Regions from separate parts of the Mus musculus genome. Here region 1 is linked to region 2. The links are chromatin loops, found by intact Hi-C in ENCODE. Cell type or tissue: gastrocnemius. All regions are shown on one strand. Links, peaks and the distances in the headings refer to the core of each region. The heading gives the core; the rest is flanking DNA.

Region 1 (15,301 bases), core at 4,177-12,176, 62 kb before region 2:
TGTAGCTTTTGGGGAGAACAAAAAGATTTATACATCATTAGAAAATGAATGTTTCTCTGCTGAAAACTTCCTGCCAAGGGATTTCAGTTTTCAATTCAACTTGTATTAATTGAAGTTCTTTCCCCCATGAGACCACGTGTACATAATTACCTGATTTATCTATAATTGCATCTATCTCTTCAACTACATCAAAATAGGCTTCATTGTTTGTGTACTTCACTCCTGCTCGACGCCATGGGATGTTGGATAGCTGCCCAGTGGGGAGTGTATCCCCAACATTACTACTGCCTAGAAATTAGAAAAGAAGAAGGCAAAGTGGGTGCGTGCAATGGTTATTAGAAAAGTTATTATGAAAAGGAAAAAATAATGCTTTAGCTTCTACTTTAATGTTTGGATTTTCCTTCATAGCTGTTGTGATGGGCTCTGGAATTAATGGAGATATATTCCACACAAGAGACCAGAGATAGGCCATGGGCCTTTCTGTCTACCTGTTAGACCAAGATAAATGCACTCATTTATCTTTTGCTTCCTGTTTATTGGTAGTAATGAAAGGAAGACCCCTGTTGGCAAGAAGTCTCTACTGAGAAGACTTCAGAACCTGGCTTTTGGGTATGCAGGGGAATTCTATGTGAGGGACTGCCCCAATCTGTGAAGTTCCGTAGACTATTGAGAATGTAGTTCTAACATGCAAGGCCTTATTCAATTCCCAGCATAGCAAAAACAAAATAAAGCAAAACAGACAAACAAAACCCAATACCCTTCTTAAGGTCAGTATACCATTTTTTTTTTTTGCTGAAATATCATTAACGTTCAATATCTGACTAGCTTCCTGGCAAACTATGTATGTATGTATGGTTACCCAAACAGAACCCCTTCCACTGTGATTTATTAAACATTTTGTTCAGTTTACATTTTAATGGAAAAATAACACATGCTGAACAGCAGTAAAAGGCAGCTTATAAAACAACAACAACAACAACAGGTCTGTTTACTATTACTAACATCAACTACCACTAACATTTATGCAAGTTTCTTTAAATACTTCCCCATAAGTAGCATTTACCAATGTTTCTATTTTGGTAATTCTGCTTTCTTTACACTTGCAAAGCCAGGTGTAGGGCTCGAATTTGTAATCCCAGCATTTGAGAGACAGGGTACAGAGGACAAGAGCATGTCTGAGGCCAGCCTGGTCAGAGTGAGATGCAGGCCAGTCAGGGCTACATAGTAAGACCCTGTCTTCATAAAGCAATAAATAAGAAACTAAAACAGGATGCAAGACAGGTAGCACAAGCCTATAATACCAGCACTCAGGAGGCTAAAGCAGGAAGGTTGCTAGTTTAAAGCCAGCCTGAGCTCTTATGAGGACTGTCTCCATAAACAAAACAAGACACACACAAAAGCACCCCAAACAGAAACTGGTTTCAGGGCTGGGGATGTAACAGGCAGAGTGCTTGCCTAGTGTGCATGAAGCTTTTTGTTCAATGTCCAGCATTCAACGGTTGAGTGTACACTTTAAACCTATCAACTGTGAGGAAATGGAGGCAGGAGGATTGCAAATTCAGTCATTCTTGACTACACAGTCACACAATATATTCCAATCTAGATTAATTTTTAATGACAAGGAATATATGCAGTCCAGGATGGCTTAGAACTGGGGATCCTCCCATATTAGCCTCCCAAATGCTAGGATTACAGATGTGTGTCACTGAGTGTAGCTAACAAAGCTAACATTAATTTTATAGTCTATTTATTGCTGGTGTTCCTATCTCCAGCCTGTTCCTTTGTAAGAGTTTTAGAAAAACACTGCTTTAATCATATTATTTCCCTGTTCAGCAGCCTTCAGTGCTCCCCCGCCTGCATTCTGATAAAAGCTAAATGTTTTGCTCAGCCCTGGCAGAAGTGTTCTCCCATCTCAGCTCCCTGTCGTGGACTGGAGGCTTGGCCATCCCATCAGCCCAGCTTCAGCTGTTCCGTGTGCCCCTCAGTGCTCAGTTATCAACAGCTCTACTTCTGCTAGAGGGGCTAATACAGCTCAATCTCCCATTGTATGCGTTATTTTCTCATTAATGCTCTTATTTCTCTATCTTATTCCACAATCTACCGATTCTGATGGGTCCTGTGCTAGGGCCTGGTAGTTCAAGAAAGACTACTTCAACTATTGAACCACTCTTTGGTATGTGCATATAGGTGTGGTACTAGGAAACAGAATCAGGGCCTTAGTTTAATAAGCAAGGCTCCTCTGTACCTGTGACCTCACAACTGTAGCTGGGATTACAGGTGACAGCACCACATTCAGTCTGAACCCATTCTCTTTATGTCATCAACTCATGTTATAGTTTTACATGACAAATTAGTACGTTTTTCCTATCAAATACATTTTTTTCTTAAAAGTTAAAAAGTATGAAATGGGTTGGAGAGATGGCTCAGTGGATAAAAGTGCTTGCTTATGCAAACATGAGGACCTGCTAGATCCCAGCACCCACATAAAAAGATGGGTGTGACTTTGTACACACCTGTGATCCTAGCACTGTGGGGGTCGAGACAGGATGGCTAGGGCTTGCTGGCCACCGACCTAGATCCAGGGTCAGAGACCTTGTCTCAAAAAGGACTTGGTGAGCGCATAGAGCATGACATCTCCATGTACACGCACACACATTCATACACATATTTTAAGATGTATAAGGCAAAAATTAGGATGGCTTCTTAGCTAAAAAGATAGTCAATGTAAACATTTTAGCATGTTTCTCTTTGCAAATATTTATATATATATCTATATCTAACAGTTTGTGCTTTCCCCCACCAAACACAGTATTGTGAGAGATTTGCAGTGCCTCACAACAATGTCCATGAAATATCAAAGTACTCTTTAAAATGTTTAGATATTTAAACTACTTTTCCTAGAGTGTAACTCCTTGATGTTAAAAGGACAAGTACAGATGTGGCTGGAGTGGTACATAGCATTCCATAAGAATCTTCCTTTAGAAGATGTTTTTTCCTTTTGGATATCATCCCATCTGGCCTGGAGCTCACTCTTTAGGCCAGGTTGGCCTCAAATTCTCCTGAATGCTGGGATTAAAGGCTTGTGCCAGGAAGCCCACTTTTTGTGGAAGACTTTTAATCAAAAGATGATCTGAATATGGTATGGCCTACAATTAAACCCAATTAAGCTTATTTTTTTAAAAAAGCATAAAGCCCAATATGCATGAAGTCTACTAATAATTTTCTACCTATTTTATTAGTTTTTCTTTATTCGAAGTACTGTTTATTGAACCCAGTAATAGGAAAATGAGCTATACCCTAACCCTAAAAGTCCTTTGTCCTTCAAGACTGAGCCTCTTTCAATAAATGAAACAAAACATATTTCTCATTCTATATACCAAGTTGGCCTTGAACTTAATTAACAATTCCCTGGTTAGCTTCCTAACAAGTGATATGAGTACACATGTGAACTACACCTGACCTCATAGGATCTGTTTTTGTTATTGTTCTCCATCCCCAAAAAGAAAAGGGGCCCGGTCAGATGAGTTGTTGGGTAAAGGCATTGGCTGCCATGCCTGAGGGCCTGATTCAATCTCTGGATTCCACACGGCAGACAGGGAGAACCACTGTCTTCTGACCTGCACACACATGCTATGGCATGTGTGCAGGCATGCGTTCATGTGCACCCACACACCAAGAGAGAGAAAGAGAGGGACAAAGAAAAAGAACGGAAATATACATTCATTTAAGCATTATTGGTAACTTAATTTTGGCCAAAGTAGACTACCCTAATAGTCTGTCATATGAGCAAAATGAGCTGTTTATACAATTTCAATGGATCAGTTCCTAGCAGTGTTTTCATTTTTCATACCTGTAATAGAATTGACGACAGAACGTAGAATTGTTGGTGGTTTAATCAGTTCTTTCAAAATGTTAGATTCAGTAGCCAGTGGGAATCCATTGTCTAACATTTCTTCCAAGAGCTCATATACTATGACCACATTATCCTTAATTGCAGCCTCTGAACACTCACCAAAGTAGTCCTAACAAAATATTCATGATATTGAACAAGAGAAAGCAGGAAGGAAGGCTTGCTTTTATATAATACCCTTCGTTCTGAAGAGTAAACTAATAGTAGCTTAACTCATGGTTTAAGATGCTAGAAATATATAGACTTGAAAAAGTTCTCTATGGAAATCCTAACATTTCTCTTCAATATTTTCTTATTGTATTTATACTGAGCTGATTCCTATTATATATCATGACAGAAAGTACTGAGACATCAATCTGCAATGTGAGCTATAAACTTCATTTGCCCTCACTAACCCACACTCAAACACATACAAAGCTTTAAGCTATTTGGTTTATTCATCAAATAGAAAATAGAAAACAGAAATATAAAGGCGCTCATGACAATAAAGACCTTGTGATGATCCAGAGAGTGCTTAGTGGAGGGTACTCCTGTTTCCTCATGATATAATTTGCCACACATAAAAAGCAATGAGCAGAACAGCAACGTGCGCTACTGTATACTCTCTGCAAGTGTTTATGAGATTGTTTAGTTACAAAGAGAAGTCAGCCAGTACACATCAGAAATTTAAGTAACAAATGAAAGCATGCGCACGTGTGTATGTGTGTGTGTGTGTGTGTATGTGTCCTTGAACTATCTTGGGTGATTTAGTAACAACAGTTTGACGGATACAAACCTGAAAAGTGTCAGCAACTCGATGCAGAAATTCAATTACAAAGAGAGGTGGCACTTCGGTCTGTATCACAGACACAAAGAAGAGCTTATCCCGGTAGATACTAATGAGGTAGTGGTGAGGTGTTGAAATGACAGGTGGGACATTTTCAACATCAGCAGCTTTCTCCTGAGCTTCAAAGAAATAGTCACACACTGACTGGCTTACAACGCTCTTCCAGTGTTTTTCTAGAAAAATGTCGCCAGAGCAGTTTATGAGAAATAGACTGTGGATCATTTTCTGTGGAGGAAAAAAAAAGGGGTTATGCTTACTGTACACTGAAAATGCACAGTTGCAGTAGATTGTAACTAATGCAGAGACTCACATCTGGACGATGTACAGCGAGTAAAAGACTTTGGAGCACTCAGCCCTAAACAGGAGGTCTTTATCATATCCCTCCTCTCAAGACTCAGGGAACTATGTAGAAGAGACAGAAAAGAGTCCAAGAACCAGTAGTGGACAACTCCAAGGAAAGAAACAGCATCTTCCAGGCACAACAGAGATGATATGCATATGAACTTGTAGAGACTCTGACACCACACAAAGACCTCCACAGATTCACACCAGACAAAATCCCAGGGTAAAGAAAGGGACGCAGACACTAAGTCCTACCCCTGACCAAACTGCTTGCAACTGATACATGTTAGGAGAGGGAAAATTGTTTTTCTCCACTGGTGTATCACTGGGCAGGGCAGGCACCATCCACAGTGGTTGACAACACGAGGATGACTCTGCACGCTCGCGTGTGTGGATGTTTGTTTTGTTATTTTTTTGTCTGTGTTTTCTATTTGTCTGATTTTTCTTCCTTTTCTTTTTGGAAAGAGAGAACACAAAGCTGGGTAGGTATGGGGAAGGGAAGGACCTAGGTAGGGGAAGGAGAAAGAATATAATCAAAATATATTGTATTAAAAAAAATTCCTTGGGGCTGGTGAGATGGCTCAGCAGTTAAGAGTGCCGACTGCTCTTCCAAAGGTCCTGAGTTCAAATCCCAGCAACCACATGGTGGCTCATAACCATCCGTAACAAAATCTGATGCTCTCTCCTGGTGTGTCTGAAGACAGCTACTTACATATAATAAATAAATAAATCAGTGGAGATGCAGAGTTTGGAGTCTGCTGAGCTGGTTTAAAAAAAAAAAAATTCCTTGTCATATTGCCTTGACATAAAAACCAGACAAAGGCAATGGAAATAATAGCAGATTAAGATCACTTAAGAACACAGATGGAAAAGTTCTTAATTCTAGAAAACAAAATTCAGCAACAAATTAAATCATAAAAAATATGATTTATTCCAAGAATGCAAGTTTATTTAACACAGGATAGTTAATTAGTGCAATATACAATATATTGTTAGTTCTGTTAACTTGACACAACCTAGGTAAATCTGGAAGAGAAAGTCTAATTGAGGAATTGCCTCCATTAGACTGTTCTTTGGGCATATCTGTTGGTCATTAATGTAGGACCCAGCCCACCATGGGTGGTGTAATGCCTAGGCTCCTGGGTGATGTGAGAAGCTAAGCAAGCCACTAAGCAGCGTTCCTCCATGTTTCCTGCCTCTGCACTTTCTTCATTTCCTGACCTGACTTCCTTCAACGAGCATCTGTGATCAGGATGTATAAGCCAAATAAATTTCTTCCACAAATTGCTTTTGGTCACGGTATTTATCATACTGACATCTGTTGGTGATATCATTATAGACAGATGCTATAGTCAATGTGCTCTTCTGGCTTCATTTAAAAGGAAGAGTTGAAGGATATGTTCCATATAGAAACCAAAACATGCTCTTGATTTTATGCTGAGAAAGTTTAACTGATTAGAGTAGAAACAAAAGAGGTGACACAGGTTATGTCAAAGCACTAGCCCCCTGGAACACAGTGGCACTCCATTATCACAACACTCTCTAAGACAGGTGCTTGTTTTGACTGGTTATTTTAGGGTTAGATTTCCACTCACTTTCTTAATCTGGTGAAAAATTCTTTCCAGGAAAGTTTCCACCAGAGTTGTTTTTATCGGTAGCAGTTCAGGTTTCAGAACACTGGTTGTCAACCCAGCCACTGGATTTACTGTTGTTATCCTTTGTGCTGAGAGCTTAACACTTCCAGCACTCAACAGCACTTGGCTTTAAAACCTATTTTAACCTCCTATAATAAGAAAAGATCTTAATTTTTCTATCCATATTATGATCAATTGCCTAATGTATATAAGAAGCAACACCTCATGAAACAGAAAAAAATTAGCCTATTTCTTTAGCCACTTATGCTTTTAGTAGCTGCAGTTATGTTGTTCCTTACTTGATTGACCACCACCACAAACTGTATGTGGATGTGACTTTTGAACTGCAAACACACCCATCAGAGATTTGATTGTAGTGTAACTACTTCATGAATCCTCTTTATGTGTGCATTCTTCCTGACAATTACAGTCAAAATATTCTTGGAAGGTAAGTGTGTCTTTTGCTTTTTAGATAGTCGTATGTTGCCAAACTCATGGCCTTAAGCTATCCCTTGCCACAGCATCTTAAGCAACAGGAACTACAGTCATCCACCACACCCAAGGTTTCTTTCAGAGCTTAATGGAGGCACAGAATGGCCTTTATACACAGTGAGAGAATGGGGGATGGAAAGATGTTTAGGTCAGTAAAGAGCCTGCCATTTAAGCACGAGAACCTGAATTTGGATCCCCACTGCCATATCAAAACAGGAGGTGGTGGGTGGTTCCTTTCTGTAACTCTAACAGTGGAATAAGGGGTTGGGGACTGTAGAGTGGAGACAGGCTTTCAGGCTAGCTATTCTAGCCAGTCAGTGAGGCCCAGGTTCAGTGAGACTGCCTCAGGAAACAAGGTGGAGAACCACAAAGTCACCCAACTTAAACCTCTGATCCACACACACATGGGGATCCCTGAAGTTGCATGCACCGCCCCCCCCCCACATATGCATGTACACATACACAAATATGAAACGAGAAGAATTTAGTTCCTCTGATTCTCAACCAGAATCTTAACCATTTTCCCCTATTCAACAAACTGTTCTATATTTATATATTAGGCATTTGGGGATATGCTAAACTGAAAATTTCTATACTTTTCGTCAGTTGCAAATACAAATATAGTAAGAAGCAACTCATATGATAGGATAAATAGAGTGAACTATTGGAATCTTCAAGGGTTACACGTACAAAGAGAATACATGAAAGAAATCCAAAACAAAATGTGCAACTCTTAAGGTTGAAGAAATGCTGGAAAAAAGGTAAGAATATGAAAACAGCCACTGGTCATGGGGCAAGGCTTGCCTTGTTTATTGTTCTCAGTGAACTAATTTCCCACATTTTATTTAATTTTTTATTTTGAGAGAAAATATGCAAATCTGATTTACATTTCTGGAGAGATTATACTAATTATACTATGGAAATTGGATAAGAAGTCACCAAATTATGTGACACCAGTTAAGAGATGAGTGATGGATCAGAGCTGGAGAGATGGATGCTTGGCAGGTTAGAGGACAAGGCTTGACACCCTTACAACTGTCTTTAACTCTAGTCCAAGGGGGTCCAGTGCCCTCTTCTGGCCTTCTCAGGCACTGCCCTAGTAGGAGCCTGTACTAGAAGGTTAACAAGAGAATGGAGTAAAATATACAATGAGATTTGGACAAGCTTTAAGAAAAAATGTATTTAAGTCTGGGTATGTTGTACAGAAATAAGAAGACAGCTGAAATAGTTAGTCCTGGTCATACATAATTTGACCCAATTCCTAATATATTTGACTCAACTGAGTACATTCAATCACTGTATTTGATTGAGTCTAGTCCTTCAAAGAGACTGATATGTTGTTAATGGGTATTATAAGGAGTTATATCCAAATAAATTATGAACATAGCAAGGAACATATATGAAAGAAAAAGCCAGTATTTGAATAGCAAGGAAGCGGAACTAAAAAAGGAAAAAAAAAAAAAAAAGCCTAAGATGGAGCTGAAGCAGAATTTTAAAAATGGGGAAGGGTTTTAGTATCTGAAGTGTATTGGAGAATTTTAGTATCTGAAGCATATTTATGCATTTCTAGGGGAATGCCACACAGAAGTGAAGCTGTGAAGATTTAAAAGGATGAGTAGAAGTGGTTTTCTCAGATTGGAGATGACTCAGTGATTAAGAGCATGTACATGCTCCTACGGAAGACCCAGATTATGCTGGGCTTGGTGCCAAATACCTTGCTCTTCAAGGGAAGAGGCAGGGGGACATCTGTGAGTTCCAGCCCAGCCTGGTCTACAAAGGGAATTCCAGGACAGCCAGGGTGGTTACACACAGAAATCTTGTCTTGAAAAACCAACAACAACAACAACAAAATACCAAACAAAACATACCCCCAACAACAACAACAACAAAACAAAACTGAACCCCTAACTCAACAAACAAAGCACTCAGATTCAATCTTAGCACCTATGTCAGGCAGATCATAACTCCAGCTCCAGGGGATCTATTGCCTTTTGTTTCTATGGGCATGGCACTCATGTGCACATACCCACATACAAACACATACAATAATGCAAATAATAAAAATAAACCCCAAATAATAAACAAGTAATAAAAATAAATATCAAAAAATGTTTTACAATTTTCCTTTTTAAAATTTTCCTTTTTATTCTCAAGATAGGGTTTCTCTGTGTAACCTCGGCTGTCCTGGAATTCACTCTGTAGACCAGGCTGGCCTCTAACACAAGAGTCTGCTTGCCTCTACCACCCAAGTGCTGGGATTAAAGGCATATGCCATGACTGCTGGCCACCAATGATCTAACATTTCCAGTCTTTTACCCTCAGCAAATCATACTGTTCCCTACAGACTGTTTGATAAGACTTTTTTTTTCAATAATTTAGATGTGTATTATGTGTATTTGAGTGTGGGTTTGTGCATGTAAATGCAGGTCCATGAGGACCAGGAGCGGACAGTGGATCCCTTAAAGCTGGAGATACAGGGGGTGGGATTAAAACCATCTACTGCTTCGGCCGAGGACCAGAGTTCAGTTCCTAGCACCCATCTCAGGCAGCTCACAACCCAAGTTTTTTAAACTTTAATTTTGTATGTATTTCTGTTTGTATATGTCATGTGAGTGCAGGTACTTGCAGAGGCCAGAAAAGTACATCAGATTCCCTGGAGTTATTGGTTGTTAAGACCTGAACTTGGGTTCTCTGCAGCATCTCCCACACAAATTAGAAAAAAAAAAAAAACCCCAAAACACATGCCTACTTAAAATATATCTATGTCTTATGCATTAAAAGGGGGTTAACTTTTCTGATTCGCAAGTAGTTTTGTTTTTTTTCTTTAAGTTTTTATTGTATTTGTATGGGTGCTCTGTCTGCATATGTATCTGTACACTGAGTGTGCAGTGCCCAAGAAGGCCAGTAGGGGGAGTAGGATCCCCGTGGGACTGGAGTTACAGACAGTTGTCAGCCACTGTGTGAGGGCCAGGAATTGAACCTGGTTCATCAAAAGTGCATCTAGTGCTCTTAACTGACAAGCCATCTCTCCAGCTCCAAGACTTTTTTTTTTAAATCTATACCGAGAATATATGATTGTCATATTTGATGTGATGGGTGATGTTGGTTAAAGTAATTTTAGTGATAACTCAGTAGGATGTTGGCAACGGCATAGCAGTGTGGTTCTTAGCTAAAAGCAGCAAGTAGGTAAAACAAAGATAAGGAGACTGAGATGGCTCATCAAAAAAGGTGTCTGCTAGCAAGCCTAAGGACCTGAGTTTGAGCACTAAGACCCTCATGGTGGAAGGAGAGAATTGTGGCCCAGAAGTTGGTCTCTGAATTCTACATGTATATTGTGGCATGCAACACACATACAACAAACAAATAAATGTAAAAAAAAAATGTTTAAAAACCAGGAAGACACTGAGAAACAGACGATAATAGCAGTGGGACTCTCTCAAAAGGGGGGCACGTTTTCTTCTTTCAATACAGAGGAAGGATTTATATATTTGCCTGCAGAAAATTCCTTTTCTTCTGTGTAATGTGTTTTCAAGTCAAAATCCCAAATGCCACCAAAAAAAAAAAAAAAAAATTCTTTCCCCGCGAGAACGCCGGATTTTTACAGTGACTCAACTTCTCAACTAGGAAGTTAAAGCTTCAATATCAAACAAATCCACTGCATCCAATCAGCCCACCCCTCATTATGTTTCCATTCTCCAGGCCACCTTCTTAGTTTACAGCCCTGTCACCTGTCTCCTGAGAAGCTGCAACACCCTACTCACTGTTTCCCCATCCCAGGCCAGCTCACGCAGGCGCCACCCTATAAAGAGAGCGTTCTTAGCTTCTTCAGGGGACTTGCCCTCCAAGGCCAAACCTGGGGTCCTACAAATTCAAGTCGTCGGTACTGCACCTCACTATAGATGACATTTCCCGTGCCTGGGGTCCAGGGTCCGAGAACCCTACGTGGCAGGTGCACCGCTCCCTTCCGGCCCAGCTGGCTAGAAAGCCCGGACGTGCCGGGCAGGCGCGGCCCCGGTGCACAGCAGCGGGGACGCTCCTGGAGCCCAGGCTAGAGTCCCGAGCCGGAGCTATGCGGTCTACTCCCCGGCTTTGGAGAGGTCTCCAGCCCGGAGACTCCCCGCCCTCACACTCACCCCGACACCTGGGCGACTCAGTGATTCGGTGCCGGGTCCTCTCTGCACCGCAGCTGAAGCAGCAGAGAATGCCGCGAGGACCCCGCGCTCGGAGTGCCCAGCAGATTGCCTGACTAGCAGCCGCAGAGGCACCAAGGAGGTCGGCTGGACTAGATAGACACAACGAGCGGAACGGCGTTCAGTGAGAGGCTCGGTGTCTACAGAGGTTGAAGATCTGACTCTTCCACATTACTCAGGGGCTGAAGGAACGGGGAGGTTGGCACTCCCTGAGCGCAGGCGCTCACCCGCAGCCTAACTCCGTTTGGGGTCCCTTACCGTAGTAATCGAGGTCCTGTAGGGAAGCGCGTAGAGCCAATGGTTATGGACTAGAGTCACGGATTGGGCGGAGCTTGGAGAGGCGGGGCTTAGTGGAAAGGGGGCGGTGACGAGCTGAGGGGCGGGGCCACCGGACTGAGGGGCGGGACGCGCGGCAGAGCCAAACTACGGTGAGAGTGTGAAGATGGCAGCTGCGGACGAGCCCAAGCCCAAAAAGCTCAAGGTGGAAGCGCCACAAGCGCTGAGGTGAGAGCTGCCCTACGTGGGGGAGGAGGGAGATGGCACTCGCAGTGAGCCAAGGCCCACGTGGGCTGGCGCAGCTGGTTGGTGGCTGCGTTCGTGGGGCCAACGCGCTGGACCTGCAGCTCGGGGAGTTGCCCGCGTAGCTGCTGTTCCCCTCAGTGCCCTCTTGTTCTGGACTCTGCTCAGGTGCATTCTCGGCCCTGGCAGCCACTGACCAATCAGAGCTGCTGGCCCGGGGGCCGAGCCTTCCTCTGGCGCCACGTGCTTGTCTTCGCGGGCCGCGCTAGCGCGACCCCAAAGGACCTATCTGGAGCTGCATCCTTTCCTAGGGTATTTAGCGGGAAGGCGCCCGGCGCCTCCTGGACCCTGGTAAAAGATAACATTCTTGGAATTCTTCAGAAGGCGTTGCAGAAGAGCGTTTTGAGTTTTCCGTCAGCTTTCTGAAATCATCTTTGGAGACCCCCTTCATGGGACCCCCAAGCAACCTCAGGCTTAGGTTAGGAAAGTTTTTGTTTGTTTTTCTTTTTTTCCCCTTTGCATATTTGGCAGGAGCGGAGAGCTCTCTCTCCCAACACCTGACGCACAATTGATGTTGCAACTTTCATTTACAAAAAGCCGTTCGTTTTTTTAAAAAAAATTTCTTCCTAATAAGTATAAAGTCCAGCGCGCTCAGTGTCTGATGACTTTGAAGTGCTCATTGGAAGGCAGTGATTTTGCTACCTAAAAATAGACGCATCAAACTGATTTAAAACCGTGGGCCTGTTACTGATTATACAAGGCAAATTCCATTTATTTCAACATATTTTTTCCATGTTCAAAAGGAGAATTGATTCACAACTGAAAAGGAAAGTTGGGGGGTCCCAAATCATGTTCTTGGTGGAATGGGTCTGAGCAGGTCCCTTTTAGTGGGTTTATTTAGTGCCTATTATTCTTAGAAGGTTATTGTGCATGTCTAATACCACAAACGTAAAACATTAAAAAAAAAACAACCAAAAAACTGAGGATGTTTTATTTTAAATTTTAGATTATCTGGGTCAGTGAGATGGCTCAGCAGATAAGGGCATTTGCTGCCAAGTCGGATGACCTGAGTTCAGTCAGACTCCAGGACACACGTGGTGGACGGAGTGAACCTATTCTGTTCTTCTGTTGTCCTCTGGCCCCGCCCACTGAATAAACGCATACTGTCTCCTTAGATTTTCTTTTAATAAAAATGATACTTTATATATTATGATGATCCATTTTAACAGTGCTTACCATCTGAAGTAACGGTATAAAGAAGCCTCCATGAAAGAAATGCAGGGATTAACCTTATTTTACAGGTGAGGATATTGAAGCTCAAAGAAAACATTTAAGAAAGGAAAATTCGAACCCTGGGCATCAGGATTCAAGTTTATTATTTGGTTCTAGTGTGTTTACACAACATCCAAGACATGCTTCTATTCGAGTATGCATTTTTAAAAATGATCCATGGTAATGATTAATACTTAGATATGTATATGCCAGGTGCTGTTTCTGCATTCTACGTATTTTAACTCAAATCCAAACCAACCTGATAAGACCATTTCTATAATTATCTCAATTTTACCAAAAATGAAGAGCCATATACATATCTGTCTATTTAAAATTGTAGATAATTTAGAGGAATAAAATTCACTTTCCATAATGCTAACCTATTGCTTTCTGCACAGGTGAAGTTAAAAGATTTTGACTGTATGGATTCTTTAATTTTATGCAGAGACCTTTGAGTAGACTGTTCCTCCCTTTGTTAGTTAGGATTGCTGAATGATAATGCATTTCGGCTGAATTGCTCTATGATTTTCCTGGCAGTTAAGAGATTTCTACCAATTTTGTTTAACTGTGAGAGAAAACAGCATAAATTGTAGGCACAGTTTAATGTATAGAATTCGTCAGTGGAGAACATATAAATTAGTAAAAAGCATTTATAGATATTAGGAAAAGAATTTAGGAATTTGTGAGTTGTCAGTTATCTTTAGGAAAATAGTTCTTATTTTTATTTATGTGTATGTGTGTGTGTTTGTGTGAATGTGTGTCACATGTATGCCAGAAGAGGGCTTTGTATGCCCTGGATCTAGAGTTGAAGAGAATCAGTTATGAGCCATCTGACGTGGGTGCTGGGAGCCCAATCAGCTCTTCTGAAAGAGCAGTTTGCTCTTAACCATTGAGCCATCCTTCCAGCCTAGGAAGTGATTTTTAACTTGGGGAATTTTATCTTAGACGAAACATTTAGCAAAACTTGGTGATAATTTTGGTGGAGTAGGGGAGTGGAGTAAAGTTTAAAGATGCTGGTGAGATGGCTCAGAGAGGAAAAGTGCTTGCTGCCAAGCCTAATGACCTGTGTTAATCCAGATCCAGGACCCATGTGGTGCTTTCAATAGGAATGGTCCTCATGGACTTACCTGTTTGAATGCTAGGCCCATAATAAGTAGTGCTGTTAGGAGGTATGGCCTTGTTGGAGTAGGTGTGGCTTTATTGGAGGAAGTGTGTCACTATGGCTTTCAGGTCTCACTATGCTCAAGCTAGGCATAGTGCAATAAGGATTCTTCTGTCATCTATGGATCAAGAATCGGACTCTCAGCTCCTTCAGCACTGTGCCCACCTGTACACCATCATGCTTCCCACCATGAGGATAATGGACTAAATCTCCGAAACCCAGCCCCAATTAAATGTTTCCTTTATAAGAGTTGCTGTCCTCAGCCGGACATGGTGGCGCATGCCTTTAATCCCAGCACTTGGGAGGCAGAGGCAGGCGGATTTCTACAAAGTGAGTTTCAGGACAGCCAGAGCTATACAGAGAAACCCTGTCTCGAAAAACCAAAAAAAAAAAAAAAAGTTGCCGTCCTCATGCTGTCTCTTCACAGCAATGAACCCTTACTAAGACAGCCCGTTTGGTATGCACTTATACACGCACACAGACAATAAACAAACAACTAAATGTGATTTAAAACAAGCGAAAAGCTGGCATGGTGGCCCATGTCTTTAATCCCTGCAGTTTGGACGCAGAGGCAGAGGCAGGCTCGGGTCAACCAAGGTTATATAGTGAGTCCCTTTGTAAACCACAACATCTGACAGCTGTAGAGATTTCCTTGTTTGGTCTCCCATCATGATGCTCCGACCAATGCATAATGGTGTTTCTGGGCATCTTATCAGTACAGAAGAAATCCCTCTGTGATCGAGATTGTCAGGCTAAAACTGTCAGGATTGTTGAGAGTGAGAAACTGCTTTGGGAGGCCCATCTGACAAGAGTTTTTCCTTTCTTATTCTTTACCATTTGTTAAGCTGCTTGCTTTTCAGGGCCTGGAAGTTGCTAAGATTTCAAAGAATCAGATTGTAACATGTTTTCATTTGAGGAGAAAGAAACTGAGTATCAGACATTTACACAAGGACT
Region 2 (15,301 bases), core at 3,555-11,554:
TCAATTTGATTGGAGAACCTATAATCAAATGTCTAATTAAGGCAAGTATGTTTGCATGTTTATCTGACCAGTGTGTTCTTAATGTGTTGCAGGTATTCTCTGAAACCAAATGACCAGATCTTGGCTGAAGACAAGCACAAGGAACTGTAAGTTAATTAGCCTTTTCTTCTTCTTCTTCTTTTTCTTCTTCTTCTTCTTCTTCTTCTTTTTTTTTTTTTTTTTTTGGTGTTTCGAGACAGGGTTTCTCTGTGTAGCCCTGGCTGTCCTGGAACTCATTCTGTAGACCAGGCTAGCCTCCAACTCAGAAATCCGCCTGCCTCTGTCTCCCGAGTGCTGGGATTAAAGGCGTGCGCCACCATGCCCAGCTTAGCCTTTTCTTGTACACACTTCACTCTTCGAAGCAGATGTTGTTCAAGTCACTTGAAGTAAAAATTGTATATATCATTTTTATACATATCATATATATATAAATCATATGCATCTTATTTATATATAATTAATATATATGTAACACTATGGCTGTAATCATAGTGGGATTAGGATAATTTGCACTATATAGTTTGTGCTATATCAAGTAAACCCCAGGGGTAATTGTCTGTGATACCCACTGAAACATGTCCCATTGTATTTGATTTTCCAGATTAAGATGTATGTTTGGAAACACATCATTTCATTTTTTTTTTTTTTTTTTTGCCCCTCTGGTATAAACATGAGATTCATGATTAAATTTGTAGTTTATTCAGGTGCTTTTTCTAGCACTTGCTAAAGGTGAAGAAACATGGTTTCCTGTCTTATATAGCTTTATACAAAAGCAAATACCTACCTATTGTTTAGTATAAAATAAAATACTTCAAACATGAAGCTTGAAATATGAATGCTTTTGAATTTTTTAATGTACTTCTTTTAGAGTTCTATCTTTTTACTTTTGTGAAATACTTACAGAATGCTGGAACATCTTTGACATTTTTCTTGTGGAAGGTAGTAATTAAACGATTGCCATCTGACAAGGACTGTCAGTGTTTTAGTTACAAATGATAGGCTTGGGAAGTTTGAAACTTGTATTTTAGGATCATCTAAAGAGGGAAACTTTAAAATTTTTATATGCTTCTATTTTTTTATGTACTTTGCCTATTAATTAGGTTTCTATCACCTTTATAAGTACACTGATTTTCCAAAGTTCCTTCAAAAGTTTCTTAGCGTACTAGATATACTAATTTTATTAGTGTACATATTTTATTTAATTATGTAGAGAAAAGTTGTTACTTTGTAGTTCAAGCTGGCAAAGTATAACTATGTGCCTAGGCAGAGTTAGAGCTCAAAGTAATGGTCTGGTTGCAAGTGCTGGGATGATGGCTTACAGAAGAGACCCACACACCCTGGAGCCATGGGATGATGGGTTACAGAAGAGACCCACATATCCTGGAGCTATGGGGTGATGGGTTACAGAAGAGACCCACACACCCTGGAGCCATTTTATTTTCATATCTAACTCAGATCTGTCTTGATTTACTTAACCTAGACTTTATTTGCACATGCAAGTACATGCACACTATGTACTGCCTGCTATGTTACAGTTTAATCATTTGCTATTTTAGTTTGTTTTAATGTTTATTTAAAAGTCTATTAGCTGTAGAAGATACAGTTCACCTCCTTGTATAGAGTTTGACTAATGATTTATTTTTTTGTAATTTATTATGGAAAAATGTTTCTAACAATCTTACCTGACACATAAAAATATAACTATGGAAAAATTAAACATACTACACATTCACCCACACACTCACCATCGGGACTTTATCATTTATATTTTACTGTACTTATTTATCACTTTCAGGTTTTGTCTCCAATCCATTCATTAATTTGTTTATTTATTTATTTTTGGATTCGTTTCAAAGTAAGTTTCAGATGTCAGAATACTTTCCCCCAAATTACTAGGGTTTAGTAGTTAAGAGGGTTTTGTTGTTGTTGCTGTTTTAATGTGCTTATGCTAGAATTTTGAGTAAAGGAAATCATATGTGTGATTTAGTTTTTAAAATAAGCTCTCCTATTTCTCCCCCCTCTTCTTCCTCCTCCTCCTCTTTTCTCCCCTGTCCCCCTATTTTGGCATAGACTTTTACCATGTAGCCCTGGCTGGCTTGGAACTTCCTTTGCATACCATACTGGTCTTGAACCCACAGAGCTCTGCTTCTGCCTCTGGAGTGCTGGCATGATAGCCACGTGCTACTGTGCTGGCTATTCCGTTTGGTTTGACATGGATCATTACTGGGGCATGTACCATTTAATTCCTTTTTTATTGCTGATTAGTTTGGCCTTTTTTGTTTTGTTTTGCTTTTGAGGCAGGGTTTCTTCGTGTAATAGCCTTGGGTGACTAGGAACTAGCACTAGCTTTGTAGACCAGGCTGGCCCCAAACTGACAGATCCGCCTGCCTCTACCAAGTTCTGGGATGAAAGGTATGCACCACCGTGCCCAGCCTTAGTCTGGCGTGTCTATCTGAGTAGTCTATCTGTTCTGTATTGGTGAGTATTGGCAGTTGGCTGACTTACTTTTACTGTTTTTTGTCATGTAGGGTTTTGTTTTGTTTTGTTTTTTTTTACCTCTACACTAATGAAAAATCTGAATTAAGTTTGAATAGAATCTTAAATTAAAAACTCATCAACAGCTCTTCATGAAATGTTTACAAATAATGTCATTTGTGTCTTTGACATTTAAATATCTACAATTCTCACAGAGAAAGTAAAAATGCTATTCACCTTGGTTTGATTGGTACACATTGTATGCATGGATTGAGTTGTTATATCTTACTATGCCCTATAAATACGAACAAATATTTTATATCTACTAAAAAGAATGACCCAAATCTCTTTGTGCTCAAGACCAAGGATTTAAAAATTTTGAAATATAGATATAAAACAACATTTTGACTGAGAAGACAGCTTAGTGAGTACAGAGCTTGCCAAGCGAGCAAGAGCACCTGACTGTGAATCCGGAACACGTGGAACACAAGGTCAGTGCCTGCCTGGAGCCCAGAGCTTTGGCAGTGAGATGGAAGATAGAGAGATAGCAGAGTTCCCCGAGGCCTGCGGGACAGGACGTGGTGTACCACAAAAGAGACCTTGCTCAATACAAGATGGACAGCACCTGAGCTTGACCTCTGACCTCCACAAGTGCTGTGGTACTCGTGCACTTGCACTCAGACACACGTAAAGTACTTACAGACACACACACACCAATACATATACACCAAACACTCAGACACATGTAAAGTACTTACCGACACACACATACACCTATACATATACACTAAAACAAAAAAAATCCCTAAAATGTAATTATCTAATTAATAAGGCATGCATTCTCATAAAACACTATTATTGATTTCTTACATTCAAAATAACCTTGACATATCATGATATTATAAAAAAAACTGAATACTATCATTAGCTAACTTACATACAACTTACCTGATTCAGTGCATACAAGAGCTTCTAATATACTGATGGTTGGTATTGCTTTATGTGAAATGATTATGTTTTTATTAAAAACCATCTTAGTCTCTAGACTCTGAATCCTATTCCATAAGCAGTCATCATGCTTCTTGGGCATTCTCCCCAGCCACACCCTGGAAAACCCGCTTGCCATACAGGGAAAAATTCGGTCAGCAGTGACATTTGTTTTTCTGAGCAGGATTTTGCTTGTTTCTATACACGGAATACTCTGCTCTAGGGAATGGTTTCAAGTTAGTCAAGTGGAACAATTACAGTTGTGATGTGATTAGTCCAGAACTGTGGGGCTCCTGCTTGGCTCTGTGAATAATCCCGTAATGAAACCGGTTATTAGTTTTCTATGGATTTGTTTTTACCCCATTACAATCATAGTTTTATAAATGGAATAGCTTAAAATAAGAAAAATGCCCCTTTGATTCAGTGTTTTTTTCCCCTTGTGGTAGTTACTGTGTTTGAACATTAACACGTCTGTGAAAACGTGGCCTGGGAGCCCATTTAAAGGGTTTATTTTGGACTCAGAGACTTCAGTCAGTCTGGGGTGGCTGGCTTCATCACTGTGAGACTGTGGCAAAACAGTGTGGTGGCAGGGTGCTGTTCTGGGAGACCAACAAGCACAAACAGAGAGATTTAAAGGGAGAGAGGTGAGAGAGAGGGAAGGAGAGAGGCAGCTATGAGGTAATTCCTTTTAAGAACACACCACCACCAGGGAGGCCTCCCATCTTCCTACTTTGTGTCACCTCTCAATAACACGGTTAAATTCTTAATCCATTAGCAGGATAGTCCACAGATTAAGACAGAGCTCCCATGATCCCTTCCTTATCCAGAAATGTCCCTTGTGAACATTGCATTATGGACAAAGCCTTTAACAAAAGCCAGGGGCCGAGGACCTGCATTTTATATCCAAGTCATATCTTCATACTAGGTACTGCTCAAAGATTCTGTATAGTTTTGTATACTTATCATATCTCAATAAAGGAATCAAAAAAGTGAAAGATACTAACTTTATTTGTAAATAGAGACTTAAGAATAGTTTGATTTCTTATATTTGAGCATACCTGCAATGGTAAAAGATAGAACCACTTTTATATACATATTCATTTATAAACATATAAATTTTACATTGCTTGGAATGTGAATAGTGTTGAGATGTGATCAGGAAAATTCATGAAAGAAAAGTTAATAATTGCTAAAGTTATTAACAAAAACTTATTCATACCACTTTATAGAGATAGCCTAAACTGGATAGTTGATTTTCCTCCCACTTTGCTATACTCCACAAAGCAGGGGGAGAAAAATCAATCTCTCTTCAAGGGGCTTAGGTTTATTTGTTTGACTTTGAAAGACAGATGCTAAGGCAAAGCCCAGTACCTATTTTGTCACACATCGGGTGGGAGACACAGGAGTAAAGGGACCTGTCACAGGTAAACCAGCATTCATCACAGTGCTGGGCCAGAGGCTGCTCTTCTGCTTCCCTCTTAAGCTCCCCACCCCCTTCTTCTTTTTGGCTCCACCAAAATGCTCCTAAAGCATACAGTAATTTTATTGTATTTATTTATTTTTAAAGATGATTTTACTTTGTATTTATAAATGTTTTGCTAGCATGTTCACCACACGTGTGCATGGTTCCGGTGGAGGCTAGATGTTGGGTTCGATGGCCCTGCAGTTACAGATGGTTGTGAGCTGCCACGTGGGTACTGGGAACAAAACCCCAATCCTCTGCAAGAGCAGCAAGTGTTCTTATCCACAGTCAACTCTCCATGCACAGTCATTTTAAAAGAAGGTTAGTGTTCGGTTTAGTGACTGAGAACAACACACACAGTATCTTGCCGCCTAAATTAATATCACAGGACCAATTTGTGATTTTAGAAATCACCTTAGACCTACAACCAAATGGGTTGCCGAAAACTGATTAGGTATTGTGTATATCTGACTTTTTTCAATTTGAAGATATTTAAAATTCTTCCAAGGTGAGGCAAAAATTCAAAGGTTTATGTCAGATTAATACAGAAAGCTTTTGTGCTTAGGAAATGTCAGACTTATAGTTTAATTGAGTTATATTCTGAATTTTGTGTGTTATATGGTATATTAAGCCTATTGTGTATTTTTCATTTCCTTGAGAGTTTTAATCAGAATCCTCATCACTGAAGTCCTTGCTTGCCTTGGGTCTCCTTTCCCGAGAACATGTCCAACTTCTTCCATCTTACTTCTTTGATTTGATGCATGTTACTTCCATTGGGAAATTCAAGCTAAGGTTCCAGTCTCTTTCATGTAGGAAACATTTATTTATACACTGTGTTTGTTTCCAGTGGAGGGAACCAATCCTAGCCTCAGGGATACAGGCGAGCACTCTAAATACTGAACTACATCCCAGCAGGGCCCAGAATCATTACTTTTCAAACTGTTTTTCTATGTAGTCTTAATCTTTACAAAGTAACTTTTCTATGTTGTTTGAATTAGTCTTTGAAAAGCTCCTTAGGGTGTACACTAGTACTCTATGCAGAATACAGAAAATGCATACAAAGTCTTCTATTTTATCTCAAGTAGAAGGAACATGTGTTAGTACCAGTAGCATAAAATTATTCTTTTATTTGAACAAAATTGGTACTTATTTCATGTGTGTTGCTGTTTTGCCTGCATGTATGTCTGTATACCACATATGTGCCTAGTGCTTGTAGAGGCCAGAAGAGTGTATCAGACCCCCTGGAAGCTGGTGAACTGGTTGTGAAGTGGGTGTTGGGAACTGAACCCAGATCTATTGGGAAGCAGCCGGTGCTCTAAACTGCTGAACCATTTCTGCAGCCCCATGTAATTAACTGTGTATGAGAAATAACTTTGATTTTTCTTCAAGTAGCATGCTATCTAGAATAAGAAATGAAGTGCGTCCCTTCTTGCAGGGAGAATTGCGGCCATTACCATTGTCATCATCAATATTATTACTGAACTGATGATCATACAGTCTTTTTTTACACAAAAATTATCATTTATCACAAAACAACAAACTAAGCTTCTGATAAAATTCAAAATATCTGTGTGATAGGCATCTTACCCCAACTCTCCATTGTGATCAGTGGGTACTGGCTCCATATTAAAGCGTGAAGTACACCTTCTGCATCTCCTAGGGACCTTTGGGTATACTGCGGCTTGGATGTATTATTTTTGAGACTGAAGCTAGGTTATGTGGACTTGTTCTCCAAAAAAATGAAGAGATGATGTCTTCCAGAGGGCCATCTTTTTAAGTAATTGAGACAAAACTGAACAAAACCACTACTAGTTGTAAGTGTAGTTAGTGAGTTTGTAGTTTGTGTCTTCTTGGAAGTGGAGTGCTACCACAAGCATACTGTCTGTGCTATTTTGAGTTGGTTGATCACTGAGATGGACCGTCAGAAGATACTCTGAGCTCATATCATGGACTGGAAACCCATAACTTCCAGCAGACTGTGATTGGAAGTTTGCTTTATCATCGCTTTATTCTTTGCTTCTGGCTCCCTCTGTGGAACTCCGTTAAGACTGCAGCATGACTTTCTAGTAATTTAACAAAGCCGTCAAGGTTTTATGTAGAAGAGATCAGGACCTTCTTTTGAAGTTTTCTTTTATATCCAATCACTCTGGGTGACATTTTGACCATGGGACCCCAGTTCTTTTTTTAAAAAATGTTAGTATGTGTGAAAACATTCCTCATAGCAAAGTTCCCCCAATAATGTATGAATTTGTATTATTCTTGAAATTGCTTTGTGTTAGTGAGAAATTTAAGGTATCGCCTGAGTGAATGAAATGCGTGTTGCACTTAGGCCTACCTAAATGTGCTCCCTTATACTTTCTTAGCAGAGTGCAAAAGACTTGATTTTTCTCCAACATTTGAATCAAATTCGTTTTTAAGTGCTCCTAATTTTAGCAAGTATTTCATGTTGGTAGTTAAGTTTATATAGTTACTGTAACTGCTCTTTTGGTTTGAGCTTTTAAAAGACAGTTTTAGGTTTCTCTAATCAGGTATTTTTGTTTTTTTGTTTTTTTTTTTTTTTAAATATGTTGCTCTGGACTTTGAGTATAGCTTAGTGATTGAGTGCTTGCTCGCTCTCTCTCTCTCTCTCTCTCTCCCCCTCTCTTTCTCTCTCTGTGTGTGTGTGTAGCAAAAGAGAGCATTAACCTTTTAGATACTTATTTTATCAAAAGTCATGAGATTTGCTCAACTCCTGTCAGAGAACTTCCTCCTGCATTAAATGGGAGTTAACACGGAGATCCACAACTAGATAGTAACAGAGGAGGAGAGACTTTTGCAACACTCAGTGGTAAATGAGAGGTCTTCACCAAACTCCTTCCATCAAGGATCAGGCATCTCTGCTGAAGAGGAGGCAGAAAGGCAGTGAGAACACACACAGCAGTACTGATGTGCATACAAACTGAAGAGACCGTGCAACATACACAAGGCCTACACAGATGGGGTCCTGGCAATGAGGGGTGTGGACAGAGGCTCTCACCCATAACCAAGAAGCTGTTTACACTTGATACAAAGGGGAAAGCAGCTCTCCTATGGAGTGTCACTGGGTGTGTCAACTGCATTACACAGCAGGCCCTATGCCCAGGAGTGTTTAGCCAACACAAAATAAACTCTGTAGTATTTTTGTAGACTTTTGTTTTATTTTGGTACTTTTTTTTTTTTTGTCCTATTATTCTTTTGCTTTTTATTTTTCTGTTTTTGTGTTGGGAGGTCGAGGTGGGGAGGAGGATCTGGGAGAGATTGGGGGAGGGGAACCATCATGAAAATATACTGTGAAAACATATCTTTCAGGTTTAAAAAGTCTTGAGTTATATAGTACTCTTACGAAGCTTTTGCTTGCAAGTGCCTCACAGTCTTCGGTGTGGATGGTTTGGAGTTTCTCATCCCTGGTGTTCTGTTATAGGCTGGGACCCTTCATGGTGACGAATGGCTAGTGCAGCTCTAGAGGTAATTATAGTTGAGAATTTAGTGACAATAAGAGAGTGTTTCTTTTAAAAAACTACTCAGACAAACTTTCTAATGTGATTGTCCTCTGTATCACATGTTCTTTCTGAGTCAGTTGCAGAGCAAACAAATGGGTTGGGGATTTGCCTCAGTGGGTAGAGTACTTGTGTAGTGTGTTTGAGGCCCTACGCCTGGTTCTCAGAACTTTATAAATCAGGGCGTGGTGCATGTTGGGTTGCAGATGGGTCACCGCATGCACTTGACCCTTGGGCGGGTTGTGTACATCTACTCATGTCCTCAAGTTTCAGCACCATGTGCATTATCCCCCGAGCCTTCTCCCTGGCCTGCATATATTTAATGGTGTAAAAACTATTAATTAAGTTATGCATCAGGCACTGTTTAATGCCTAATTTAAACCTTCCCATTTTCATTATTATAATGAAAATATTCCTCACATTTCTGCCTATTTTCAGATAAAAACAGTGTTAAGTACCATACTTTTAATTTTACTAACGACTCTCCTGAGGTATGACAATCATAATTAACAAGAACGTTTCTGCCTTGGTGCCAGGGATCCCATCCGGTGCCTCCCACATGCGAGGGAAGCACCTCCCCACCCCTACCTACCTCACTGTGCCCTCTGCCTTTGCCATTTTACCTAACGCTAGTCATTGCTCAATATGTGTGCTGTGAAAACATCTGAACCCGGGGGTTGCTCTTTTGGTGAAGGAACTTTGATCTTTATTTTCTGATCACGAGCTTTCAGTTTGAATACAGGTTGGCAAAACACTTGTGAAATAGAATACCTAGTGGTATATAGCTTTATGTTCCTGTCTGTGGCGACCACTTTGAAGTGGTGTTTTCTCCTTCCATAGAAGCCTCCCAGGCATGGCTTCTCAAGGGCACTGTGAGTCATTCCTGCCTTGAGAGCAATTGTAAACCTCTCCTGCTTTGCTCTCTCATCATCTCTAAGGAAATGTGTCAGTTGTCTAACTAGTTTCATTATTGATATTTGGCCTGTTAGGGTGTCTTAGTGATTCCAATTCCTTTAGGGTTTGTAATTTCTTTTTTCTTCTTTTTCTTTTCTTTCTTTCTTTCTTTCCTTTTTTTTTTTTTTTTTTTAGTTTTAAGATTCTTAAGCTGGTGATAGTGGCACACCCCATTGATCCCTGCACTCAGGAAGCAGAGAGGCAGGTGGATCTGTGAGTTCAAGGCCAGCTTGATCTACAAATGAATTCGAGGATGGCTAGAGCTACACAGTGGAGCTTGTGTCTTCAAAACAAAGTAAACAGAAAGATTCAGAGATGTTCCTGAAAATTTTGTGTTTTGAGATAGGGTCTCACAGTGTGCCCCTGGCTGACCTGGAACCCACAAACGTGTGCCTCCACAGTCTGATAAAGGCACGCTGCCCCACAGCCAGCCCAGAAGGTTTCTTGACCTCCCTGATCTGGTTTCTGGCCAGATTTTACATTAGAAGAGCTAGGTTGTCCTGTAATTTTGTTTCCTTCCATCTCATCTCAGGAGCCAGCCAAAGGTAAAGTTCCCTCTGTCTTTGTACCTTTACGCGCTCAGTATACTTTTGTTTTTAGGCTTTCTTACTTATGTTTGGTGATTGGGTCTCAGGGTATGTCCCTGGCAGGACTGGAACTTGGTAAATAGGCCCGATTCTCCTTAAACTCAACCACCCTCCCTGAGCTGAGGTTAAAGGTGTTCACTAGCATACCTGACTCAGTATGCTTTTTAGTGAATAAAATGTCTTGAATATCCAGAATGTCTCCAACTCTGACTCTACTCGTTCTTTATTCCTTGATGATTCCCTCCTGAGGTGTTAACAGTAGGACCCAAGGTTGCCTGCCTCCAGTCCTGCCCCTTCTGTCATTCTGCTTATTAAGTAACCTTCCGTTCACTTTGTCCTGTCCCCTCCTAATGGTCCACCTCTATGAAAGGTGAATTCATCCCACAGTTGACTATAATGTTAACAGACTTGAAGAGATGGGTGTGGCTCAGCATGCCTAGTTCACTTGTGAGACCAAGGCAGGAGGTGATATGTTAGAATAGTGGCTCGAGTTGGAACATAGCACACCAGGCCAAAACAGTTCCACGTGTAAGAGGGGCAAGGTGGCAGCAGAAAAGAGAAGGGGGGAAGAGAGAGAGAGAGAGAGAGAGAGAGAGAGAGAGAGAGAGAGAGAGAGAGAGAGAGAGATGGGGTATGGCTTTCTTTATATATATGGGTAATGATGTAACACAAGTAAAGGTAGGAGGTGAGCTAAGTGGATTCTGGGGATATGGTGGCTGTTGCCTTGGTAATGGGTCTGCAGGTCCCACCTATGTGATGTCACAGGTTTCAGAGGTCCTGATGCCAACAGGAGGACTGTCTTGAGTTTGATGTCAGCCAAAGACAGACAAACACCACCAAACAAAATTGCTTTAGTGGTTCTGTAATTGTCCAGTGTCAAGCATGGCTTGTAAGTTGTTGCTAACTGGGACCTTGCCTTCTCCTTCAGTGATAGCCTCTGGAGTCAGCTTTCTTCTGTCACCCCCCACCCTTTTCAGAAAAATTTAGCCACTTCTACCTCCCCAATTCAGCCCTAATGAATTTGTTCCTACTATACTGTAATTTTTCTGAGAGTCTCTAATATTAGACTGAGTTTCTTAATGACTAATTACATCCCATTATGCTGGCTACTCTACATAGTTTTGTGTACTGCATTTTGTTGCTTAAATTCCTAAATGCTTATGGATTATGGAATAAGTATTCCTTGAAATGAAAGTTAAATTAACAAAATTATGTTCTATCATTTATGAGAATTTTAGAAAAATTTTTCCTAAAGCTTAAGGTATTATCTAAAGGTATATCTAAAGGTTTAATGTGTGTGTATGTGTGTATTTCTACGATCTATCTATATAGATATGTATAGATTGTCTACATCTATAGGTGGATTTGTCAGGCAATTCAATATAATTCTGATGTTTTTATAGTAAAGACTGTAGAAAATAATGATTTTGATGCACAATCCAATCCTAAAACTAGAGTAATTAGGAGCTGGGGTGCTGCTCAGTGGCATAACACTTGTTGGGAGTGAGGTTGACGGTTGAGGAGAAGATACAACATCTTTACAGCATAATTTTATTCTTTACATAATCATATACCCACATATGTACACATGTGTGTACATGTGCATGTATTTATTTGTAGCTCTAAGGTATATTGATAAGAGATTAAGAAATGAAAGTAAAGAAACTTTCTGTTGGTCCAGTTTGACAAAGAGCAAGCTCAAATTGGTATTCTCTGCTGGCGTCTTCCCTCCGACCCTGAAGAAGGACTTTGTTCTCTGTTTATTGAACAGCACAGAAAGCACGAGGTGGGTGGGAAAGAGATGGGGGAGGGATTGATTTATCACAGAAACTTTTAAGGGAGTTTCACCAGGGAAGACTTCACTTCCCAGGAGACCTAGAACAGCACTTAGAACCACACACGCTATCAGCCTATATCTGCATGCTGCCTGCAACAGTTATAGGGTATTTGTCATTTAAGGTTGTTTTCAACTTTCAAGGTGGCTGCTTTCAGTAGGCAATTACCGTGACATAGTTACATACACACATTATTCTGGGAGTGTGGAAGAGTTTGTAACTCACGACTAAAGGATAGGTTGTAAATGTTGTTTGGGAAATCTAAGACATTGCAAGGTTTGTAACACTGCTTTTGGAGGTTAAACAGCAGGACAGCAGGTTAAGTAGTCTCAAGTTCTAAGTAATCTCAAGGCATTTTATTAGGTTAACTGCAAGTTTGGGGTCAAGAAATACTTTCAGAAAAATGTATCACCATACTAGGGAGTACTGAACCCCCTGGGCTGTCACGGGGTCCAGGTTAGTTGACACTGTTGGTCTTCCTGAGGAGTTCTTATCCCCTTTGGGGGCCTGAAATCCTTCCCCCTATTCTTCTATAAAAGTCCCCAAGCTCCATCTACTGTTTGCTGTGGGTATCAACATCTTTCTGAGACAGCTGCTGGGTGGAGCCTCTCAGAGGACAGCCATGCTAGACTCCTGTCTGTGAGCATAACAGAGTATCATTAATAGTGTCAGGGATTGGTGCTTGCCCATGGGATGGTTCTCAAGCGGGTTATTGGCTGGCCATTCCCTCAGTCTCTGCTCCCCCTCCCCCCATCCTGCATTTCTTGTAGACGGGATAAATTTTGGGTCAAAAGGTTTGTGGGTGGGTTGATGTCCCTGTTGGTCCACTGAGGTTCCTGCCTGCCTACAGGAGGTAGCCTCTTCAGGTTCTATATTCTCAATGCTGTGAGTCACAGCTAAGGTCACCCCCTATTCTGGAAGTTGCTTTTATTTATCTTTTCCCTTCCTGTTTCTCCTTATCCTTCTATTTTGAAAGGTACTGTATAAAATCATGGTTCTTTATAACATCGCAGCTATGTTTATGATGTATTTCTTTCTTACTGGTATGCGGTGCAGAGAAAACCAGAGCTGGACATTGGTTAAACCAGTAAGACTGGGGCTGGAGCGGTGCCTTAGTGGTTAAGAGCATTTGCTCCTCTTTTTTTTTTTTTTAATTTTTATTAGGTATTTTCTTCATTTACATTTCCAATGCTATCCCAAAAGTCCCCCATACCCTCCCTCCCCCCACTCCCCTACCCACCCACTCCCACTTCTTGGCCCTGGCGTTCCCCTGTACTGAGGCATATAAAGTCCAATGGGCCTCTCTTTCCACTGCTGTCTGACTAGGCCATCTTCTGATACATATGCAGCTAGAGGCACGAGCTCTGGGGGGCGGTGGGGGGGTACTGGTTAGTTCATATTGTTGTTCCACCTATAGGGTTGCAGACCCCTTCAGCTCCTTGGGTGCTATCTCTAGCTCCTCCATTGGGGGCCCTGTGATCCATCCAATAGCTGACTGTGAGCATCCACTTCTGTGTTTGCTAGGCCCTGGCATAGCCTCACAAGAGACAGCTATATCAGGGTCCTTTCAGCAAAATCTTGCTAGTCTATGCAATGGTGTCAGCATTTGGAGGCTGATTATGGGATGGATCCCCGGGCTGGAACCAAACACCCATGGAAGGAGTTACAGAGATAAAGTTTGGAGCTGAGACGAAAGGATGGACCATCATTTGCTTCTCAATTTCTAGAACCCGACTGGTGACTTCAGAATGTCTGTCATTTCCATTCCAGGGGATGCTGCACCTTCTTCTGGCATCAGGCCCACATGCTTATATGTAGACAAAATGTACATATGAAATAAAAATAAATCTTTTTAAAAGAAGCAATAAAACCTGGCATTATTCCGGGGCCATTGCAACAAGAGATAAATAAACTTGATGTAGAGCTGGCTTAGGTCTGATTACAAGAAAGGACAAATGGGCTGTAGCTGAGGAACGGGCTTAGAAGAAGGGAATTGTGAAGAGACAGCATCAGGGTAGGGAAGAGGCGATGACACTGGACTGATCCACACCACACTGATCTGACGGCTTCTTATGGAAGGTAGCCTCAAATGATGGCTGGGAGTGAGGAAACATATGTGTTAATGAGGGTAGAGTTCTCCCACTGCTGGGCTTTTGAGGACATAGCCCAAGGGTTAGTTCAGAAAGGGCTCATCAGATATTACCTAGATTAGAGTTTTCTCAAGGAATAATTTGACTGAGTAGCTAATATTTTCTAAAGCAGAGCCCTCCCTGCAGATGATTGTGGTGCGTGCTAAGATGTGAGAACCTAGGCACAAGAAATAGAACATTAAGATGAAACCTGGGTAATCCCACCATACATTCCAAAGACAAATCTGAAAAACTGAAACAGAATTCTGTATGTTAGTCAGCTTTCTCTACAAAATACTGTCGATACCCTGTGTGTAAGACTTTGCCTGCTTTAGCAGTGTGACCTCTTTGAGACTAGAACTTAAGTATTGTTTTGTATTTTATATAACTTGGAATATTTACAGAAGATTAGATACTGGATTAAAGATAGAAACTGCATTTTAGACTGTGGACTCTGCTACTTGCACCTAAACGATGTGTAATTAAATTACTTAATTGGTGAAAAATTGAGTCTGGTGGTTACTGAGGCTCACCCTGCTGGGTATGACAGTACATTGGGCTAGAAGGATCTAGGTCTCTTTTCATAGGCTGGCGTGTTCTTTCTGCCAAAGGTTGTGCTTGATCTAAATATAGCTTATTTATCTTGTTAGTGAGTCTCAGCAAGGCCCGTTTGGCCAGAACATAAAGAGACTATATGAAAGACGTAACAACATCTTCTCTAAAATGCTTATTTTTATTCAGAACTAACTGACTTTTGAAAAAATATAGAGAATAAAATCCAATTTTGCCCACCAATCTTCAAAAAGAAATTATGACTCTCAGTAGTGTAGCGTATTGCTTTATAACCTTTTTTGTGGGTGGCGATGTTTTCTGAGCAGGGTCTCACTGTATAGTTCTGGATGCTTGAAACTTGCTCTATGGACCAGGCTAGTTTCAAATGCAAAGAGTGCTGGGATTAAAGGTGTGTGCCACCAGGTCCGGCTTTAAGGACAATAGAAATGGCATCCTATCCAGGCGTTTGAGTGGGTATTTTTTTTTTTAACATATGTGCCCTTTCCATCTGTGTGTGTAGATAGGGTTTCCTGTGATTGATTGTGCCATGGTGTACTTGGTCTCCGTCTCTACCTCATTTCTAACTTGCTCCATTGCCACCTTTTAATTTTGCTTAAAACAAACTTTCCTCATGTTCTTTTCTTGGTTCTGGTCCCTCTGAGTTCATCCATGTCTTTATATATGCATGTATGTATACTGTAGTTTCTGGAGAGTCATTCAGATCCTGTGGTAAGAGAAACGGACTGATAGCGTCTCTTGTGTATGG

The links. Peaks named below come from ENCODE experiments on the same cell type or tissue, not always from the same donor. Only the 100,000 strongest peaks of a DNase experiment are listed, where the experiment ranks them.
Region 1: it touches region 2 in a loop (2.9-fold over the local background); 17 of 42 quality-filtered maps call a loop at or near these places.

The regions. Positions count from the first base shown.
Region 1 is chr14:21,040,803-21,056,103 of GRCm38, forward strand. Ap3m1 (adaptor-related protein complex 3, mu 1 subunit) reads right to left here and starts at 11,640. Exons shown (of 9, transcript NM_018829.4): 1 at 11,338-11,640; 2 at 4,686-4,961; 3 at 3,851-4,022; 4 at 151-288. The coding sequence starts at 4,958. Adk (adenosine kinase) reads left to right here and starts at 11,772. Exons shown (of 11, transcript NM_134079.4): 1 at 11,772-11,898. The coding sequence starts at 11,837. In gastrocnemius, for the core only: CTCF peaks have their summits at 8,290 (motif pointing left) and 10,115 (motif pointing right); DNase peaks (open chromatin) are centred at 8,273, 8,924, 10,116, 11,431 and 2 more places; H3K4me3 peaks cover 1,897 bases; H3K27ac peaks cover 2,110 bases.
Region 2 is chr14:21,103,728-21,119,028 of GRCm38, forward strand. Adk (adenosine kinase) reads left to right here. Exons shown (of 11, transcript NM_134079.4): 3 at 93-146. Among named protein-coding and RNA genes, the nearest start is that of Adk, 59 kb to the left of the region's middle. In gastrocnemius, for the core only: a CTCF peak has its summit at 7,005; no DNase peak of the experiment used is centred there; H3K27ac peaks cover 243 bases.